2 separate regions of the Homo sapiens genome follow, and region 2 is linked to region 1. A link is an interaction called in ENCODE POLR2A ChIA-PET data of the cell type or tissue named here. Cell type or tissue: OCI-LY7. All regions are shown on one strand. Links, peaks and the distances in the headings refer to the core of each region. The heading gives the core; the rest is flanking DNA.

The links. Peaks named below come from ENCODE experiments on the same cell type or tissue, not always from the same donor. Only the 100,000 strongest peaks of a DNase experiment are listed, where the experiment ranks them.
Region 2: POLR2A ChIA-PET joins it to region 1 with 13 read pairs; 2 of 35 experiments call an interaction of 5 or more read pairs at or near these places.

The regions. Positions count from the first base shown.
Region 1 is chr6:73,458,725-73,468,760 of GRCh38, forward strand. MTO1 (mitochondrial tRNA translation optimization 1) reads left to right here and starts at 3,013. Exons shown (of 12, transcript NM_012123.4): 1 at 3,013-3,347; 2 at 7,485-7,684; 3 at 7,765-7,882. The coding sequence starts at 3,131. It also overlaps the pseudogene RNU6-975P. RefSeq lists a silencer at 2,514-2,573 and enhancers at 3,006-3,851, 3,024-3,353, 3,424-3,483, 3,504-3,553. In OCI-LY7, for the core only: CTCF peaks have their summits at 4,316 and 4,595; DNase peaks (open chromatin) are centred at 2,687, 3,017 and 4,337; H3K4me3 peaks cover 3,301 bases; H3K27ac peaks cover 2,689 bases.
Region 2 is chr6:73,231,575-73,241,610 of GRCh38, forward strand. The region is part of intron 4 of LOC122539213 (KHDC1-KHDC1L); the gene reads right to left. It overlaps KHDC1 (KH domain containing 1), which reads right to left. Exons shown (of 4, transcript NM_030568.5): 4 at 9,740-10,036. The coding sequence ends at 9,955. Among named protein-coding and RNA genes, the nearest start is that of KHDC1L, 11 kb to the left of the region's middle. In OCI-LY7, for the core only: no CTCF peak of the experiment used is centred there; no DNase peak of the experiment used is centred there.

The sequences.
Region 1 (10,036 bases), core at 1-8,000:
TCCCAGCACTTTGGGAGGCTTTAGGCCAGGAGTTCAAGACCAACCTGGGCAACATAGTGAGACACTCCCTCCCTCAACCCCATGTCTACAAACAAACAAACAAAAAACAACAACAAAGAAACCAAATTAGCCAGGCCTAGTGTCCACCCACATCTGTGGTCCCAGCTATTTGGGAGATGGAGGTGGGAGGATCACTTGAGCCCAGGAGGCGGAGGTTGCAGTGAGCCATGATAGCGCCACTGCACTCCAGCCTGGGCAACAGAAGGAGATCCTATTAAAAAAAAATAAAGAAAAGAAATAATGTTTACTGTTTTTTGTTTTAAGGGTTTTTGTTTTGTTTTTTTGAGACAGGGTCTCAGTCACCCAGGCTTGAGTGCAATGGCACCATCTGGGCTCACTGCAACCTGTGCCTCCTGGGTTCAAGCAATTCTCCTGCCTCAGCCTCCTGAGTAGCTGGGACTGCAGGCACGCAGCACCATGCCAGGTTAATTTTTCTATTTTTAGTAGAGATAGAGTTTCGCCATATTGGCCAGGCTGGTCTCAAACTCCTGGTGGACTCAAGTGATCCGCCACCTTGGCCTCCCAAAGTGTTGGGATTACAGGTGTGAGCCACCACTCCCGGCCTATGTATTTAATACTTTTTATAATTAGAACAATAAAACTGCCACACTGTAGGGAGACCCCTGAAACTATTGCTACGGAATAAAAGATGAAATGCTCCTGATTATTGTAAATACAAAGTTGCATGCAGGATTGTGTAAAGAGAATGCCAGGTTGGACTGCCAGAATGAGCCAACAGCGGGTGATGTGCTTCCCCCTGCAGAGAGCCTATGAACGGACGTGCATCACCAAGATTCCTATCCCAGAAAAGCAGATGTTCATAGCTCTGGGAATGGAATGCAACCCTTGTGGAAAGCCTCTAAACGGACGCATGAGGGGCGCCTGTCCCTGTGGGTAAGATAGGGCTATAAATGCCCTCATCTTGCCACGGCTCTTCTAGGCCTTTTTAGGGTTAAGGCATACTCCCTTCTGAGAATTTCTGGTCTAACTGATTGTCTAGCTTCACATCCTGTTTCTATGGATTGTTTGTAACCAGCTTTTGCTGCAACTGTTACTGCTGATTAATATCTTGCTAATCATAGGTTATGGAAAGACTGTTTCTGTTTTAAGGCTCTGTTAGAAATTACTGATGCACACAATATATTGTAAATTCTTATCTCTGTATACTGTACTTCTGCATACAGATGTTATGTTAAAGAATTACTTCATCCCCATGTGACCATCTCACCTCATAATCAAATGACCCTAAATCCCTCACTAACCTACCCCTGCCCTCACTAAACTTAATAATAAATGCTGGTATATCCAGTGTATTAGCAGCATTGCAGGACCAGAAGGCAGTGACCCCCCTGGACCCAGCTTTCAATATCTTCTGTGTGTCTATTATTTCTCGACCTGCCAATCCGCCTGGGAACAAAGAAAGAGCCCCATTGCATTGTGGGCTGCTGGCCAGATCCTGCAATACCACACTTGTTTTATTCTCCAGTCAAACGTTGCCTTTCTGAGAAAGGCTGTGAATTGAGAAAGGCTGTGAATTCCAAAAGGCTGGACATTTAACCTCCAACCAACCGATTCTTCTAATTAACCAATTAGCCATCATGAATCTCTCTCTCTCTTTTTTTTTTTTTTGAGACAGAGTCTCACTCTTGTCGCCAGGCTGGAGTGCAGTGGCACGATCTCGGCTCACTGCAACCTCTGCCTACGGGTTCAAGCAATTCTCCTGCCTCAGCCGCCCAAGTAGCTGGGACTACAGGTGCATGCCACCACACCTGGCTAATTTTTTTTTTTGTATTTTAGTACAGACGGGGTTTCACCATGTTGCCCAGATTGGTCTCGAACTCCTGAGCTCAGGCAATCTGCCCCCTTCGGCCTTCCAAAGTGCTAGGATTACAGGCGTGATCCACCATGCCCAGGCACCATCATGAATCTTTCAGTCCACAAATATATTTGAACTCCTTTCGAATCTATTCTTTTTCTTTTCTTTTTCTTTTTTTTTTTTTGAGACGGAGTCTTGCTCTGTCGCCCAGGCTGGAGTGCAGTGGCACAATCTTGGTTCACTGCAACCTCGGCCTCCCAGGTTCAAGCGATTCTCCTGCCTCAGTCTCCTGAGTAGCTGGGATTACAGGTGCATGCCACCACTCCCGGCTAATTTTTTTTTTTTTTTTTTTTTTTTTTTTTTTTAGTAGCGATGGGGTTTCACCATGTTGACCAGGATGGTCTCCATCTCCTGACCTTGTGATCCACCTGCTTCGGCCTCCCAGAGTGCTGGGAATACAGGCGTGAGCCACCGCGCCCGGCCCGAATCTATTCTTATTTTCAGCCCTTAGTTTTTATAGACAAACAGAAGGTGACGGTGTATCAGATTGTCAGATCACAAAGATCTGATAAGGCAAAGTGATCAAATTCATTGATCGTAGGTGGCCACCTGGCGATAAGGACTGCAGGGCCTAAGAAAGTACAAAAGATGACCTTTAGTAGGAGCTCCCAACCCAGAACCACAGGAAATCAAAAAAAGCCCGCACGGGCGGATCACGAGGTCAGGAAATCGAGAACATCCTGGCTAATACGGTGAAACCCAGTCTCTACTAAAAATACAAAAAATTAGCCGGGCGTAGTGGCGGGCGCCTGTAGCCCCAGCTACTCGGAGGCTAAGGCAGGAGAATGGCGCGAACCCGGGAGGGGGAGCTTGCAGTGAGCCGAAATCGCGCCACTGCATTCCAGCCTGGGCAACAGAGCGAGACTCTGTCTCAAAATAAATAAATAAATAAATAAATAAATAAATAAATAAATAAATAAATAAATAAATAAATAAAAATAAAAAATAATAATAATAAAAAAAGCCCGCACGAACTAGGAAAGAAAATACACAACCGGCCCTCCGTGCGATCACCCATCTCCCTCACCAGGAAAGTAGCTCCAAACCGCCAATCAGCGGCGACGCTGGACGTAGACGTCCTACCCCGTGATATTAAAGCAAGATGGCCGCGCCCTGCAGATTGTCTCTTGTTGCGTAAGTTTTTTTGACCGTCACTCGTGTCAGCTTCAAAGTCAGATAGATTTTTCTCCCAGCATGTTCTACTTCCGAGGCTGTGGCCGTTGGGTCGCGGTTTCCTTCACCAAGCAGCAATTTCCGTTGGCACGGTTGAGCAGTGACAGCGCGGCGCCCCGGACTCCGCACTTCGACGTGATAGTCATTGGTGGAGGACATGCCGGGACTGAGGCAGCCACCGCCGCCGCTCGGTGCGGCTCTCGGACTCTGCTCCTCACTCACCGCGTGGACACGATCGGTGAGGAGCGCGGGTGCTGTGGAACTTGGCGTAGGACGCAGGCTGCTTCCTTCCCGCCTCCCCCGGTCTGAAGCGGGGGACCTCTTCCTTTCCTCAAAGCTAGTGAGAATCCTACCTTCTGTGGTTTTAGCCTCGATCAGTGTCTCGCAAGGATCAGGCGGGCCAGGCCAGAACTCTATATTAGTCTATTCTGCGAACCATAGATTATGCTGCTGCTGACAGTCGTCCGTTGTAGGAGGTTGGGGTTCGGGGTCAGTGCCTTGGGAAAGGGAGCTACCAACTACTCGCTGGTAGCTTCTTAGTTCATTGCTGCGTTTACCTTCTACTATGTTACTCCAGATAAAGGGTGAATTAACATTATTAACAATGGTTTATGGCCAGGTGCAGTGGCTCACTTCTTTAATCCCAGCACTTTGGGATGCCAAGGCAGGTGGATCACCTGAGGTCAGGAGTTTGAGACCAGCTTGGCCAACACGGCGAAACCCCGTCTCTACTAAAAATACAAAAATTAGCCGGGCATGGTGGCGGGCGCCTATAATCCCAGCTACTCGGGAGTCTGAGGCAGGAGAATCGCTTGAACCCGGGGGCAGAGGTTGCAGTGAGCCGAGATTGCGCCACTTCACTCCAGCCTGGGCAAAAGAGCAAAACTCCGTCTCAAAATAATGATAATATTAATAAAATAAAAAAATCCTTTATTAAACGGTTCTTGTGTTTTTATTTAAAAACATTTTTTTAGAGACAGGGTCTCGCCATGTTGCCCAGGCTGGAGTGCAGTGACTACTCATAGGCACGATCGTTGCACATTACAGGCTCCGCTTTCTGGACTCAAGAACTTTTCCTGCCTCTGCCTAACCAGTAGCTGGGATTGCAGGTGCTCAGTACTCTGCCCAGCCTGATCTTTGTGTTTCTGTCAAGATTTTGTGATGCCTTTTGGAAGAACCATGCTACCTTTTTTTTTTTTTTTTCTTTTGAGACAGAGTCTTGCACTGTCACACAGGCTCAAGTGCAGTGGCGCCATCTCGGCTCACTGCAAGCTCCGCCTTCCGGGTTAATGCCATTCTCCTGCCTCAGCCTCCCGAGTAGCTGGGATTACAGGCACCCACCACCACGCCCGGCTAATTTTTTTTTTCTTTGTATTTTTAGTAGAGTCGGGGTTTCACCATGTTAGCCAGGATGGTCTCGATCTCCTGACCTTGTGATCCGCCCGCCTCGGCCTCCCAAAATGCTGGGATTACAGGCATGAGCCACCGTGCCCAGCGCCATGCTACCTTTTGCATCCTATATTCCTTCTGGGTTGTCGTCCCTGGATTTTGTGTTTAGTACTGGACAGTACTTTTTTTGCTCTAATGGGTAATGGTTGGATGGCCGTTCTGTAGCATCATGATAGATACTAGCTAAAACATCAACTTGTAAATTATGTATACTTTTGTCTTTCCTCCTTCCTTTTGCTTAGGAGCGAGCAGTAATTAGAATATTTACTTGTTTTGTAAAAGTTGTGAATAAATCACTTATTTATTCCTGAAATTCTTCTTTAAAATAACCATTCAGCTCATAACTGTGAAGAAATATATACTATTAACTGCGGTTTTGTGGGTGGGGGAGAGGAGGCTATATGATTTCCTAAAAGATTATACTTTTCTCATCATACATTCAGGTGGGTTTTTTCTTTTCTTTTCTTTCATTTTTGAGACAGAGTTTTGCTGTTGTTGACCAGGCTAGAATGCAGTGGCGCGATCTTGGCTCACTGCAACCTCCACCTCCCGGGTTCAAGCGATTTCCTGCCTCAGCCTCCCAAGTGGCTGGGATTAGAGGAGTCTGCCACCACGCCCAGCTAATTTTTTGTATTTTTAGTAGAGATGGGGTTTCATCATGTTGGCCAGGCTGGTCTCCAACTCCTGACTTCAGGTGATCCACCCGTGTCAGCCTCCCAAAGTGCTGGGATTACAGGTGTGAGCCACCACACCTGGCCTGTTGTTTATATTTTTAAAAAATAAAGACCTAGTGCTTGCTTTGGCAACAACATAAACTAAAGTTGGAATGATATAGGGATTAGCATAGCCCCTGCACAAGGATGATGCACAAATTTGTGAAGTGTTCCATATTTTTAAAAAATAATAATAAAATAAAGACCTAGGCCAGGGGTGATTACTCACGCTTGTAATCCCAGCATTTGGGGAGCCCAGGAGTCTTCTATTTCAAAGGAAGAAGGAGGAAAATAATCTACCACAGCTGTCATTCCTGTTTTTACAGTAGAGAGACTAAGGTATGTTAGGTAACTTGCCATGATCACAGAGCTCATAAGTGGTAGGTCTAGAAATTGAGCCAGATATCTCTTTCACACACACTCCTCATAATGACACTTCATGCTCATAATCACAGTGCTATCCAGTCTCCCTGTGGAGACCATTAAAACTTGTGGAGGTCTTGTCTGGGCATGGTGGCTCATGCCTGTAATCCCAGCAGTTTGGGAGGCAAAGGCGGGCAAATCACCTGATGTCGGAAGTTCGAGACCAGCCTGACCAACATGGAGGAACCCTGTCTCTATTAAAAATAGAAAATTAAACACCCAAGAATGATCAATAAATACTAAAAAAAAAAAAAAAAAGAAAGAAAATTAGCCAGGCGTGGTGGCGTATGCCTGTAATCCCAGCTACTTGGGAGGCTGAGGCAGGAGAATCACTTGAACTCGGGAGGTGGAGGTTGCAGTGAGCTGAGATCGTGCCATTGCACTCCAGCCTGGGCAACAAGAGCGAAACTCTGTCTCAAAAAAAAAAAAAAAAAAAAAAAAAACTTTTGGAGGTCTTGATTCTTGATGTGGTGGCAGTGGATATGTGGATATTGACATAACTTGCCCATCCCTCCACCTCCCACAAAAACTTTTGAGGTAACCACATGGGTTTAGACCTCCAGGTAAGACTGGGTAAATGTAAGGGAAAGGTATAAAATATGGTCTTCACTCACAAGAAATTTGTAATTTAATTATATTTAATTCTGCAAAGTAAGTGCAAAAAGGAGATATCAGATGGCATTTATGGAAGACATAATTGGTTGTAACTGAACCAGTGCCAAGGGGCTTCTTTGTTTTTTCTTTTTTCTTTTCTTTTTTTTTTTGAGATGGAGTCACTGTTGTCACCCAGGGTGGAGTGCGATGGTGCCATCTCGGCTCACTGCAACCTCAGCCTCCCAGGGTCAAGCGATTCTTTTGCCTCAGCCTCCCAAGTAGCTGGGATTACAGGTGCAAACTGCCATGCCTGGCTATTTTTTTGTATTTTAGTAGAGACGGGGTTTCACCGTGTCGCCCAGGGTGGTCTCAAACTTCTGAGCTCCAGCAATCCACCCTCTTTGGCCTCCCAAAGTGCTAGGATTACAGGCGTGAGCCACCACACCCGGCCCTGTTTTTTATTTATTTATTTATTTTTGTCCTTATTTATGTTGAAGGACTAGGGACTTCTTACAAGTGTGCTTGATTTGGTAGATTCCTCTGGTGCTGTATCAAAAAAGAACAAATTTAAAAACCAAGTATACTTGGTTTAGAAAGGTTTCATGGGGTAAGGATTACATGTTTGAAAGGAAAAGGCAACCTAGTGAAACAGTAAAAATATGCATCAAGGAAGAGATTCAAAAGAAAGTTCAGGCCGGGCGCGGTGGCTCACGGCTGTAATCCCAGCACTCTGGGAGGCCGAGGTGGGCAGATCACCTGAGGTCAGGAGTTTGAGACCAGCCTGGTCGACATGGTGAAACCCGTCTACCAAAAATACAAAAATTAGCCAGGCGTGGTGCCGGACACCTGTAATCCCGGCTACTCGGGATGCTGAGGCAGGAGAATCGCTTGAACCCAGGAGGCAGAGGTTGCAGTGAGCCGAGATTGTACCACTGCACTCCAGCCTGGGTGACAGAGTGAGACTCCATCTTAAAAAAAACAAAAGGAAGTTCAGGAAGTGGTTTGTCATCCAGGTTGCCCTGGACACTTTTGCATCCCATTGGGTCTTTGGGATTTTCTTTGTAGTATATCTTTCACGTTTTCTATTTTTTATCATATGAGATGATTATAGTCACCTGTATAAATGTTTCCTTATTAAGTAGTCACTATGTGCAAGGTGCTCATATATTTATTTTGTTTATGTCTATTATCTTTAGGTCAGATGTCATGTAATCCTTCCTTTGGTGGCATCGGAAAGGGACATTTAATGAGGGAAGTAGATGCCTTGGATGGCCTGTGTTCTCGCATCTGTGACCAGTCTGGTGTACATTATAAAGTATTAAACCGGCGTAAGGGACCAGCTGTGTGGGGTCTGAGAGCTCAGATTGATAGGAAACTCTATAAACAGAACATGCAGGTAAGAATAGGGCATGAGCACAGGAAAGATTATAGTGATTGTTTAATTACCATGTTTCAACTGGCATTTTCTTTTGACAGAAAGAAATCTTGAATACACCACTGCTTACTGTTCAGGAGGGAGCTGTAGAAGATCTTATTCTTACAGAACCAGAGCCTGAACACACTGGGAAATGCCGTGTCAGTGGGGTTGTTTTGGGTACGTATTGGTTATAGATGGTGTATGATAACAGCATATCAAATTCCATGTGAGAAATTTATTTTAGAGCAAAGTGTGGAGATATGTTGCTTATTCAAGGAACTTGTTGCATTTTCTCTACCTGGATGAGGAAAACTATATAAATAAATATGTTTCTCTTTTCATCTTGGCATTTATGATGCTCAGTCAAATTCTAGGCTCATCAGTACCATGTTCCATCTTAGTGTAGAACTTTGTAATCTGCATATTTATGTCTCCCTCTCTCCCCATCTTTCTATTGTAATTTCTGTTTTTTCTGGTTCTGACTTTAATTTTTTAAAAAATTCATATTTTAACAGCTTATATATATTTTTATGTAAAAGAGTTATGTATGTTTTTTATCAAAATAACTCATGCATATAATTTTTTCTTAAAATATTAAAAGGGTCTGGGCATGGTGGCTCATGCCCGTAATCCTAGCACTTTGGGAGGCCGAGGTAGGTGGATTGCTTGAGCCCCAGAGTTTGAGACCAGCCTCGGCAAGATGGCAAAACCTCATGTCTACAAAAAAATACAAAAATTAGCCGGTGTGGTAGCAGGTGCCTGTAGTTTCAGCTACTCAATAAGCTGAAGTGGGAGGATTGCTTGAGCCCAGGAGGTTGAGACTTCAGTGAGCTGTGATTATGCCACTGCACTCCAGCCTGGGCAACAGAGTGAGACCCTGTGTCAAAAAAAAATAAAAAATAAGTTTGGGTGTAGTGGCTCACACCTGTAATCCCAACACTTTGGGAGGCCAAGGCAGGCAGATCACCTGAGGTTGGGAGTTCAAGACCAGCCTGAACAACATGGAGAAACACATCTCTACTAAAAATACAAAATTAGCCAGGTGTGGTGGCGCATGCTTGAAATCCCAGCTACTCAGGAGGCTGAGGCCAGAGAATCACTTGAACCCAGGAGGCGGAGGTTGTGGTGAGCCGAGATCACACCATTGCTCTCCAGCCTGGGCAACAAGAGCGAAACTCTGTCTCAAAATAAATAAATAAATAAATAAATAAATATAAAAGAAATTTAGAAATTTATGTGGGAAAACAACCATCTCCTTCCCTGGAGACAGACACTTCAGCTTTTTTAGTTGTCACTTATTGTATATACTTCCATATTTCTGAATAGCAGGCTTATCTTTTTACTTCCTAATTTACAGTTCTAGACATTATCTATTAACTTTTTTTGTTTGTTTGTTTTTGTTTTTGTTTTTGAGACGGAGTCTCACTCTGTGCCAGGCTGGAATGCAGTGGTGCGATATCGGCTCACCACAACCTGAGCCTCCCGGGTTCAAGCGATTCTCCTGCCTCAGCCTCCTGAGTAGCTGGGACTACAGGCACGTACCACCATGCCCAGCTAATTTTTGTATTTTTAGTAGAGATGGGGTTTCACCACGTTGGCCAGGATGGTCTTGTTCTCCTGACCTTGTGATCCACCCGCCTCGCCCTCCCAGAGTGCTGGGATTACAGCTGTGAGCCACCGCACCCAGCCATCTATTAACATTTTTTGAGACAGAGTCTGGCTCTGTTGCCTAGGCTGGAGTGCAGTGGTACCATCTTGGCTCACTGCAACGTTCCCCTCCCAGGTTCAAGCAATTCTCCTGCCTCAGCCTCCCAAGTAGCTGGGGTTACAGGCGACTGCCACCATGCCCGGCTAATTTTTTGTATTTTTAGTAGAGACAGGGTTTCACCATGTTGGTCAGGCTGGTCTTGAACTCCTGACCTCAAGCGATCCGCCCACCTCAGCGTCTGAAAATGCTGGGATTACAGGCATGAGCACTGTGCCCAGCCTATTAACTTATTATTATGGTAATTCTCTTTAATGTCCAATTTTCCTTCCCTCTCTCCTTCTGATATAATTATACCGTAATTTTTGGTTGATAGTATTTACATTATTGACTAAGTATTGTTTACTGCATGGAAGTGTATTATGTTTGTCCCTTTCTTATGCTTGGTTTTGCCTTGAGTTAATAATTGCTTTATTTTATTTATTTATTTTGAGACAGAGTCTCACTCTGTCACCCAGGCTAGAGTGCAGTGGTACGATCTTGGCTCACTGCAACCTCCATCTCCCAGGTTCAAGCAATTCTCCTGCCTCAGCCTCACGAGTAGCTGGGATTACAGACAGCAGCAA
Region 2 (10,036 bases), core at 1,335-9,334, 230 kb before region 1:
CTCATAGTATGTTTGAGTCACTCAAAATTTGCAGAACATCAAGCAAACCTGAATATTTCTTTTTATATGTAAATTAAAAGAGCGAATTTTGGCTTGAACCAGGGAGTCGGAGGTTGCACTGAGCTGAGATCGCACCACTGCACTCCAGCCTGGCGACAGAGTGAGACTCGGTCTCAAAAAAAAAAAAAGAAAAAGAAAAAAAAGAAAAAAAATTTTTTTTTTTGAGACAAAGTTTCACTCTTGTTGCCCATCACATAGCTTCTGCATAGCAAAAGAAACTATCCACGGAATAAACAGACAGCCTAAAGAAAATACTTGCAAACTATGCATCTGACAAAGGTCTAATATCCAGGATCTATAATGAACTTAAACAAATTTACAAGAGAAAAACAAACAGCCCCTTAAAATGTGGGCAAAGGGTATGAGCAAACAATTTCAAAAGACATACATGTGGCCAACAAGCATATGAATAAAAGCTCAGTTTCACTGATCATTAGAGAAATGCAAATCAAAACCACAATGAGATGCCAACTCACACAAGTTAGAATGGCTATTATTTAAAAAGTCAAAAAATAACAGATGCTGGTGAGGTTGCAGAAAAAAAGGGAACACATACACTGTTGGTGGGAGTGTAAATTAGTTTAGCCATTGTGGAAAGCAGTATAGTGATTCATCAAGCTGCTAAAAGCAGAAGTGCCATTCGACCCAGCAATCCCCTTACTGGGTATATACCCAGAAGAATATAAATCATTCTACCATAATGACACATGCACATGAATGTTCATTGCAGCATGATTCACAATAGCAAGCACATAGGATCAACCTAAATATCCATCAATGACAGATTGGATAAAGAATATGTGGTACATATACACCATGGAACACTATGCAGCCATAACAAAAAGAATGAGATCATGTATTTTGTGGGAACATGGATGGAGCTGGAGGCCATTATATTTAGCAAACTAATGCAGCAAGAGAAAACCAAATACCACTTGTTCTCACTTACAAATGGGAGCTAAATGATGAGAACTCATGAACGCAAAGAAGGAAACAATAGACACTGCGGTCTACTTGAGGGTGGAGGGTAAGAAAAGGGAGAGGAGCAGAAAAGATAAATAGTGACTAATGGGCTTAATACCTGGGTGATGAAATAATCTGTACTACAAACCCCCATGACACTAGTCTACGTATGTAACCAACCTTCACGCGTACCCCCAAGCATAAGCGTTTTAAGAAAATTATCTTTGGAAAATAACAAACCACTTATGTAGTCAGCAGGGGTAGAGGAGAAGGCAACCAGCTAGGACCAGCTGGTGGCCCTGGAAAAATTATTCATGCATAATTATGAAAATAACATTATCCAAAGTACCACATAGGACCACAAACACAGTTAGAAATAGTGTGCAGTGAGTTGTCTAATGCTAGTTATGCACAATCTTGGTTACCTCATATTTTAGAGCAATAAAAAAGGCAAGGTTTGCAAGTGTAACACATGGAGTAAGTAATCATCTTTATTTATTATATTCATGGGAAGGTGCACGCACACAGGAAGGAGAAGAGCCCTGGTGCTCTTAGCTTTGCCTGTCCCTGCTGGATGTGGACTCACAGCAAGACGGGCACATCTGAAACCAAAAGTGTCGATAATTTTCTGATGATAGAGGGTTTCCTGGTTTTGTTTTTCTTATTTGGTTTGTTTTTAGAGACAGAGTCTTGCCCTATTGCCCAGGCCAGAGAGTAGTGGCGCAATCATAGCTCACTGCAGTCTCAAACTCCCGAATTCAAGCAATCCTCCTGCCTCAGCCTCCCAAGTAGCTAGGACTACAAAAGTGCACCACGCCAACCAGCTAATTTGTTGCATTTTTGCTTTGGTTTGGTTTGGTTTTTTGTAGAGACAGGGTTTGCTATGTTGCCCAGGCAGGTCTCAAACTCCTGGGCTCAAGAGATCCTCCCGGCTCAGCCTCCAAAGCACTGGGATTATGGGCATGAGACACTGCACCCGGCCTGATTGTAGAGTTTTTAAAAAGCAGGAAAATGTTAATGAATATGCACTCAAATGAAATATAGGTTCTATTGCATCCTACATGAGTTTCTCAAGATTCCTTATACTTAAACAAATAGATAATCTATGAGAAATTGGCAGCTTCAAATTTATAGGTTTCATTTAGCATGGCTTCTCCACTTCCCAAGTCATAAATCTATTTCTTATTCAGTGGCTCTATCACTCTGTCAATCTCTGGCTCACAGTTGCAGTTTTTCAACTCCCAGATGATGTCAAAATATAGAAGAATAGAACCCTGTTTAGTGCTGATGGACATTAACTTCTAACATCAATTTAACTCCAGGTGATTAGTTTAGACTAATCGTGATAATCTCATTCCCCTTGCCAGTGATTGCTTTAGGAAATGGCACATGTCCCAATTTTGAAATGAAGTAAAACCTAAAGGAGGCTTCCAGCAGAGGTTGTCTCATTTCTGAAAAGAGACACAAAAAAGGACTCATATCTTCTTTCTTTCTCCTGGTGTTTATAACAGGATATGATTTTGGAAACGGCTACAAGTATTTTGCTACCAACCCGAAGAGGAAGCCAACACGGGTGGAAGGGAGCCCTTGGCATAATATGCCTGGAATGTCTGCTATTGGCACTAATACAGTGCTTTATTAGCATCCAACTAGACAAGTGTTTCCTGTTATTTGCTGTTCAAATCATGCTACATGATTCTGGTCCCTTTTACATACTTCTCTCATTTTGATTGATTGAGCCCAGCAATGTTCCACTTTCCAAAGAGGGAGAATGAACTGTAGGTAACCAATGTTTTATCACATAAAACCTCAAGATTGAAAAACACAAAGTATGTCTTTATTATTTTCATTTATAGCACTTTCCAAGTCATATAATATTAAGCATCAAAGAATTTATAATAAAAATGTGTATGCTCTATTGAGTACCAAAATACTAATACTATAGAAAAATCCTGACCACTCCATCTGGTAGCCAACAATAAATAAATAAGAAGAGAAGAATTCCTATTTATACTTTAAAAATCAAAGCCCTTCAGTTGGAATTATCTTGCTGTGTATCTTGCTCTCAGGCTGGAGTGCAGTGGTGTGATCATAGCTCACAGCAGCCTCAAACTCCTGGGCTCAAGTTATTCTCCCAGCTCAGCCTCCCGAGTAGCCAGGACTATAGGTGCAACCACCACACTTGGCTAATTTTTTATTTTTTATTTTTGTAGAGACAAGGTCTCACCATCTTCTCAGGCTGATCTCAAACTCCCAGGCTCAAGCAATCCCCCTTCCTGTGCCTCCCAAATTGCTGGGATTACACATGTGAGCCACTCTGCCTGACCTCAAATGGATTTTTAAATGGTTTGCTTGTTTATCACAATGATTACTCATTCACTGATTGAGTAATCTGCCTTTCCACATTAATCTGAATCATCTTATCAAATATTAAATTTTTATGCATATATGTGGGGGTATATTTGGTTTTCTATTCTATTCCATTGATTTGTCTTTCCATTCATGCATTAATAAAACACAGCCTTTTATTTACTGAAGTTTTGTACTATTTAGGACATAGATAGGACTAATGCTTTTCCTTTTTTTTCTTTTTTTTAAATTTTACTTTAAATTCTGGGCTACATGTGCAGAATGTGCAGGTTTGTTACATAGTATACATGTGCCATAGTGGTTTGCTGCACCCATAAACCCCTTATCTAGGTTTTAAGCCCTGTATACATTCAGTATTTGTGCTGATGCTCTCCCTCCCCTTGCTCATCACCCCCGGCAGGCCCAGGTGTGTGATGCTCACCTCCCTGTGTCCATGTGTTCTCACTGTTCAACTCCCACTTATCAGTGAGAACATGCAGTATTTGGTTCTGTTCCTGTGTTAGTTTGCTGAGAACAATGGCTCCCAGCTTCATCCATGTCCCTACAAAGGACAGGAATTCCTTCTTTTTTATGGCTGCATAGTATTCCATGGTGTATATGTACCACATTTTCTTTATCCAGTCTATCATTGATGGGCATTTGGGTTAGTTCCAAGTCTTTGCTATTGTAAATAGTGCTGCAATAAATACATGTGTGCATGTGTCTTTATAATAGAATGATTTATAATCCTTTGGGTATATACCCAGTAATGGGATTGCTGGGTCAAATGGTATTTCTGGCTCTAGATCCTTGAGGAATCACCACACTGTCTTCCACAATTTCTCATGCCTGTTTTTTGTATAGGTTGTGGTTTAGAAATTTTTTTTTTTTTTTTTTTTGAGATGGACTGTCACACTTGTTGTCCAGGCTGGAGTACACTGGCGCGATCTCAGCTCACTACAACCTCTGCCTCCCGGGTTCAAGCAATTCTCTTACCTCAGCCTCCCGAGTAGCTGGGATTACAGACGTACACCACCACACCCAGCTAATTTTTGTATTTTTAGTAGAAACGAGGTTTCACCGTGTTGGCCAGGCTGGTCTCAAACTCCTCACCTCAGGTGATCAAACCACCTCGGCCTCCCACAGTGCTGGGATTACAGGTGTGAGCTACTGCGCCCAGCCAGGAATCATTTTTACATGGCTCTAAAAAATCAAAAAACAAATTATTTTTTCTTACACATAAAATTATGTACAATTCATTTTGTGTTTATAAATAAAGTTATATTGGGACAGTGCAGTACCATTCAGTTATGTATTCCCTCTGACTAATTTTGCACTGTAATCATTGAGTGAGTAGTTTCGACAGAGACTGCATGACACAGAACGTAAAATATTTACTATCTGGCACTTTATAGAAAAAGCTTGCCTGACTGTTGCTCTGAATCACCAGGAAGAGCTAATTTACTTTGAATACACTATGATATCTATAAAAAAAATTTCCAACAAAATCATCACTTAAGGATACAATTTTTTTTCTTTTTTTTTTTTTTTTTTGAGAAAGAATTTTGCTCTGTTGCCCAGGCTGGAGTGCAATGGCGCAATGTCAGCTCACTGCAACCTCCACCTCCACCTCCTGGGATCAAGCAATTCTCCTGCCTCAGCCTCTCGAGTAGCTGGGATTACACCACGCCCAGCAAATTTTTGTATTTTTAGTACAGACAAGGTTTCACCATGTTGGCCAGGCTTGTCTCAAACTCCTGACCTCAGGTGATCAATCTGCCTTGGCCTCCCAAAGTCCTAGGATTACAGGTGTGAGCCACCTTGCCCAGCGGATACAATTTAATTTAAATTTTTTTTGTCATAGAACTGTGTACTTCCTTCAGTGCAAAATAGCTGAATCTATGACTTTAGTATAGTTGCAACTCACTAAAAAGTGATTTCCTCACGTCCAAAATAGAATGAAAAGACATTAAAACATTTCTGATTGATACGTTTATATTTTCCAGTGTACATTCAGTGATACTTAATAAATTAAGACAGGACTGAAACTTCACATGGGCTAGCTATAAAAGTTTTCCATCTAGTGGGCCAATGATTGGCCTTATATATTACCTATAGTATTTTTCTCTACTATAGGTTCTCTGATTCAACATTAAGTCTAGTGTCCTTGATCATAATTTTTTATTTTATTATATGTATTGGATTTCTCCCCAGTGTATTTCTCAGGTTTGACAGAAATATCACTGCAGGCCAGGCACAGTGGTTCACACATGTAATCCCAGCACTTTGGGAGGCCAAGGGGGACAGATCACTTGAGCTCAGGAGTTTAAGACCAGCCTGGCCAACATGGTGAAACCCCTTGTCTAAAAAAATTATAAAAATTATACGCATGGTGGTGTGCAACTGTAATCCCAACTACTCAGGAGGCTGAGGTGGGAGGATAACTGCAGCCCAAGAGTTTGAGGCTGCTGTGAGCTATGATCATACCACTGCACTCCAGCCTGGGTGACAGAGGTTCTGTCTCCAAAAAAAAAAATTAAATTACATTAAAATATATACATAATAAAAATAATAAAAACCCATTTGACCCATACCTAACAACCTAAATCAAATCACATCTCAGGAATACATTTAAATAATATTATTTAAATGTAAAAAAGAAAACCCAAACCATGCCAGAGGAAACCACTACCAAATATTTTATAGTCATGGGATGAGGAGGGCATTCCTAAGAACTAAACAAAATCCAGAGGCAATAAACATAAAAAGATTCATGAATTCACCTCATAGACATTAAAAATATCTACATAGCAAATACCACCCAAACAATGTAAAAAACAAAGGACACACTGGAAAGAAGTATTTGTGGCTTATTTTACAAACAACACACTAATATTTATAATATATCAAGAGGTACTACAAATCAATAACAACCTAATGGACAACAGCCTAAATAGACAGGTCACAGAAAGTGCAATATAAATTGTGTATACATATGAATGAAAAGGCATTGGAAAACACATATGGGAATCCAATAAGAAGATATTCAGTGCCACTTGTAATAAGATAAACGCAAATTAAAGCAGCACTAGGAAACCATTTTTCATCTATCAATAAGACTGACAAAAATTAAAAATATTTGATACTCATTATTGGTGAGAGTGTAAGGAAATAGATACTCATACACATGTGGTAGAAGTATAAACTGTCAACAATTAGGAAGGAAACTTGGCTATATCCATTAATGCACTTTTAGCAATTTATCCCACAAATATATTCACACATGTGCAAAATGACATATACACATTGCAGTACTGCAGTATTGTTTGTTACAACATAAGGTTGGAAATAACCTAAAAGTCCATCAATATGGAATGGGTTGAATGCTATATCCATACAATGGAACACTATATAGCTATAAGAAATTATGAGAAAGTGTTTCTGCTCTAAAATGCAACCCTCTGCCAGACCTATTGTTAAGTTTTTAAAAAGGCAAGGTGCTAAAGAGTATATTGTATGATGCAATCTGAATATAAAAAAGAAGACATTGTATATGCGTATTTATCTGAGAACCAAGGGTATACAAGGAATTAGAAACAGATTTCCTACAAGAAATGATACTGTATAGCTGAAGGACAGGACTTGGAGGGTATCTTTTTCACTAAAAGCATTTTTTGAATTTTGAACCCAATAAAGAAATTATCTATTCAAAAAACAAAATTTTACGTTTAAATGAAAATGACATAGCTGATATTCAATTATTGGTTCAGTACAATAAAGAGTAGTTCCACATACAGAACATATCTTAAGGCTTCAGAGGACATTCTCTATGGGAAAATAAATATTGACCCTATTGAACAGGAAATATGGTAGCAAAACACACACACACACAAATCCATTTAGCATCATTCTTGGTTTTTTGGTGTTTTTTTGCTTTGTTTTGTTTGTTTTTGAGATGGAGTCTCACTGTATCGCCCAGGCTGAAGTGCAGTAGCATGATCTTGGCTCACTGCAACCTCTGCTTCCCAGGTTCAACTGTTTCTCATGCCTCAGCCTCCTAAATAGCTAAGATTACAGGCATACGCCACCACACCCAGCTAATTTTTGTATTTTTCATAGAGACAGGGTTTTACCATGTTGGCCAGGGTGGTCTTGAACTCCTGACCTCAAGTGATCTGCCTGCCTCGCCTCCCAAAGTGCTAGGATTACATGTTTGAGCCATCGCACCTACCCTGTTGTTTTCTCTTTTTTTTTTTCCAGCTTCCCCATGAAAATACTTCAGACAGGGATCCTTCAGTGGGATCATTGCTTACAGCTCATTAGAAAATGACAGCTCAGCCGGGCGCAGTGGCTTACGTCTGTAATCCCAGCACTTTGGGAGGTTGAAGCAGGTGGATCACTTGAGGCCAATAGCTCGAGACCAGCCTGGCCAACATGGCAAAACCCCATCTCTACTAAAACTACAATAAATTAGCCAGGCGTGGTGGCATTCCTATAATCCCAGGGAGACTGATGCACCAGACTCGCTTGAACCTGGGAGACAGGGGTTGCAGTGAGCCGAGATCACGCCACTGCACTCTAGCCTGGGTGACAGACCAAGATTCCATCTCAAAAAAAGAAGAGAAAAGAAAGACGAAAGAAAATGACAACTCAGACTCCTTAAACTGTACTAAGGTATACACAGACCTTTGCCAGAAGTTTGATTGGAGTTAGAAATACTATGGTACCTTTGACAATCATGAGACTTTTTCCCTAGGAAATTTTTAGTAAAAGCAATGTTGATTATTGTCCAAAGGTCAGGGATATACATTTATCTTTGTATGCCTAGCAAACTAGAATGTGCTTCACTTCTTTACAGGTTATTTTTATTTCAATATTAGAATACATTCCTAGCCATTAAAAAGAATTTCATGGCTGGGTGCGGTGGCTTACGCCTGTAATCCCAGCACTTTGGGAGGCTGAGGCAGGTGGATCATGAGGTCAGGAGATCGAGACCATCCTGGCTAACACGGTGAAGCCCCGTATCTACTAAAAATACAAAAAATTAGCTGGGCGTGGTGGCAGGCACCTGTAGTCCCAGCTACTCAGGAGGCTGAGGCAGGAGAATGGCGTGAACCTGGGAGACAGAGCTTGCAGTGAACCGAGATCACGCCACTGCACTCCAGCCTGGGTGACAGAGCGAGACTCCATCTCAAAAATAAAATAAAATAAAATAAAATAAAATAAAAAGATGTTCATTCACTTTTCAACAAATAATTATTAAGGCACTGGGCTAGGCCTCAGGACTAACTGAACAATTCAATTCTAGAAAGAAAAAAGTGGCCATTTTGTGTAGACAATTTATTTTGGCAGTCTGTGTGACAGTCTGTAAACAACCTGAGTTTTTTTTGTTTTGTTTTTGTTTTGTTTTGTTTTTTTTGAGACAGAGTCTCACTCTGTCACCTATGCTGGAGTGTGGCGGTATGATCTTGGCTTACCGCAACCTCCGCCTCCTGGGCTCAAGCAATGCTGCAACCCCAGTGACCACCTTAAGCAGCTGGGATGACAGGTATGTGCCACCACACCAGGCTAATTTTTGTATTCTTGGATGAGACAGGGTTTCACCATGTTACCATGGTCTCCAACACCTGAGCCCTTCTCAGCCTCCCAAAGTGCTAGGATTACAGGCATGAGCCACAGCATTTGACTACTATAACCTGAATTCTTTCGACATTTTCTCTAAGTGTTTTTCTACTGTGAATATGATCTTTTAACCTTTATTTGGTAATTGGCCTTCTGAAAACCATGTAATTAGCAAATCTTGCTGGCTTCAAATTATTTTCCAAATTCAACCATTTCCTAACACTTCAACCACTCCACTCTGGTCCAAGTCACCATCGTCACTCTCCTAGAGTACTGCAATTGCCTCAATATAAGATGCAGGCTGCTGGAGAAGGGGCAAATTTGAAGAGGAAGAGTTCAGCTGAGGACAGGTTTAGCTTGCCATAATCTTGCCTAGACAGATCCAAATATAGACTTGGCAATCGGAGAACGTTCTTCAATGGAGATTCAGGAAGCCTTCGTATTTGATTTAATTCATGGCATGAGGGACTTCAGAATCCATTGCTCCCTGAAAACCACCCCCTCCACCCCCACCCCCACCCCCACCCACAAACTTGGGCAATCAGGGACAAGGCTGGCTACCTCATGTTCACCAGCTTCCCTGGCTGCCTACTTCACCAGGCAGTTGTGGTGGGAACACCTTCCATCTCTGTCTGGACCCTTCCTCCCACCTTTCCATTCTCCCCATTTGTCTGCACTTTAAGGTGCAAGAAAACTCTGGGGTGAATAATTTCATCCTAAGGAAAAAGGACAGTACATCGAAGGCTTTGCATCATAGGTAGCTTATTTTATTGGATTGCTTTGCCAATAACACTTTCTTACATTCAAGAGACTTCCCTCAGACATGTCTAGAAGACCTGAGAGGGACAGGTCCCGGCCACAAGTTCAAACTTTCCTCAGTGTCTATCATGTCTTTCTCACCAAAAGTGAAGCCAAGATTTCTCCTCTCATCCCCACTTCCCAGGGGAGATCAGTCCTTAATTACGGATACAGTGAACTCAAATGGAAACCCGAACAACCAATCACTTGGTAAGGGGAAGGCTGAGGAACGCTAAGACACACG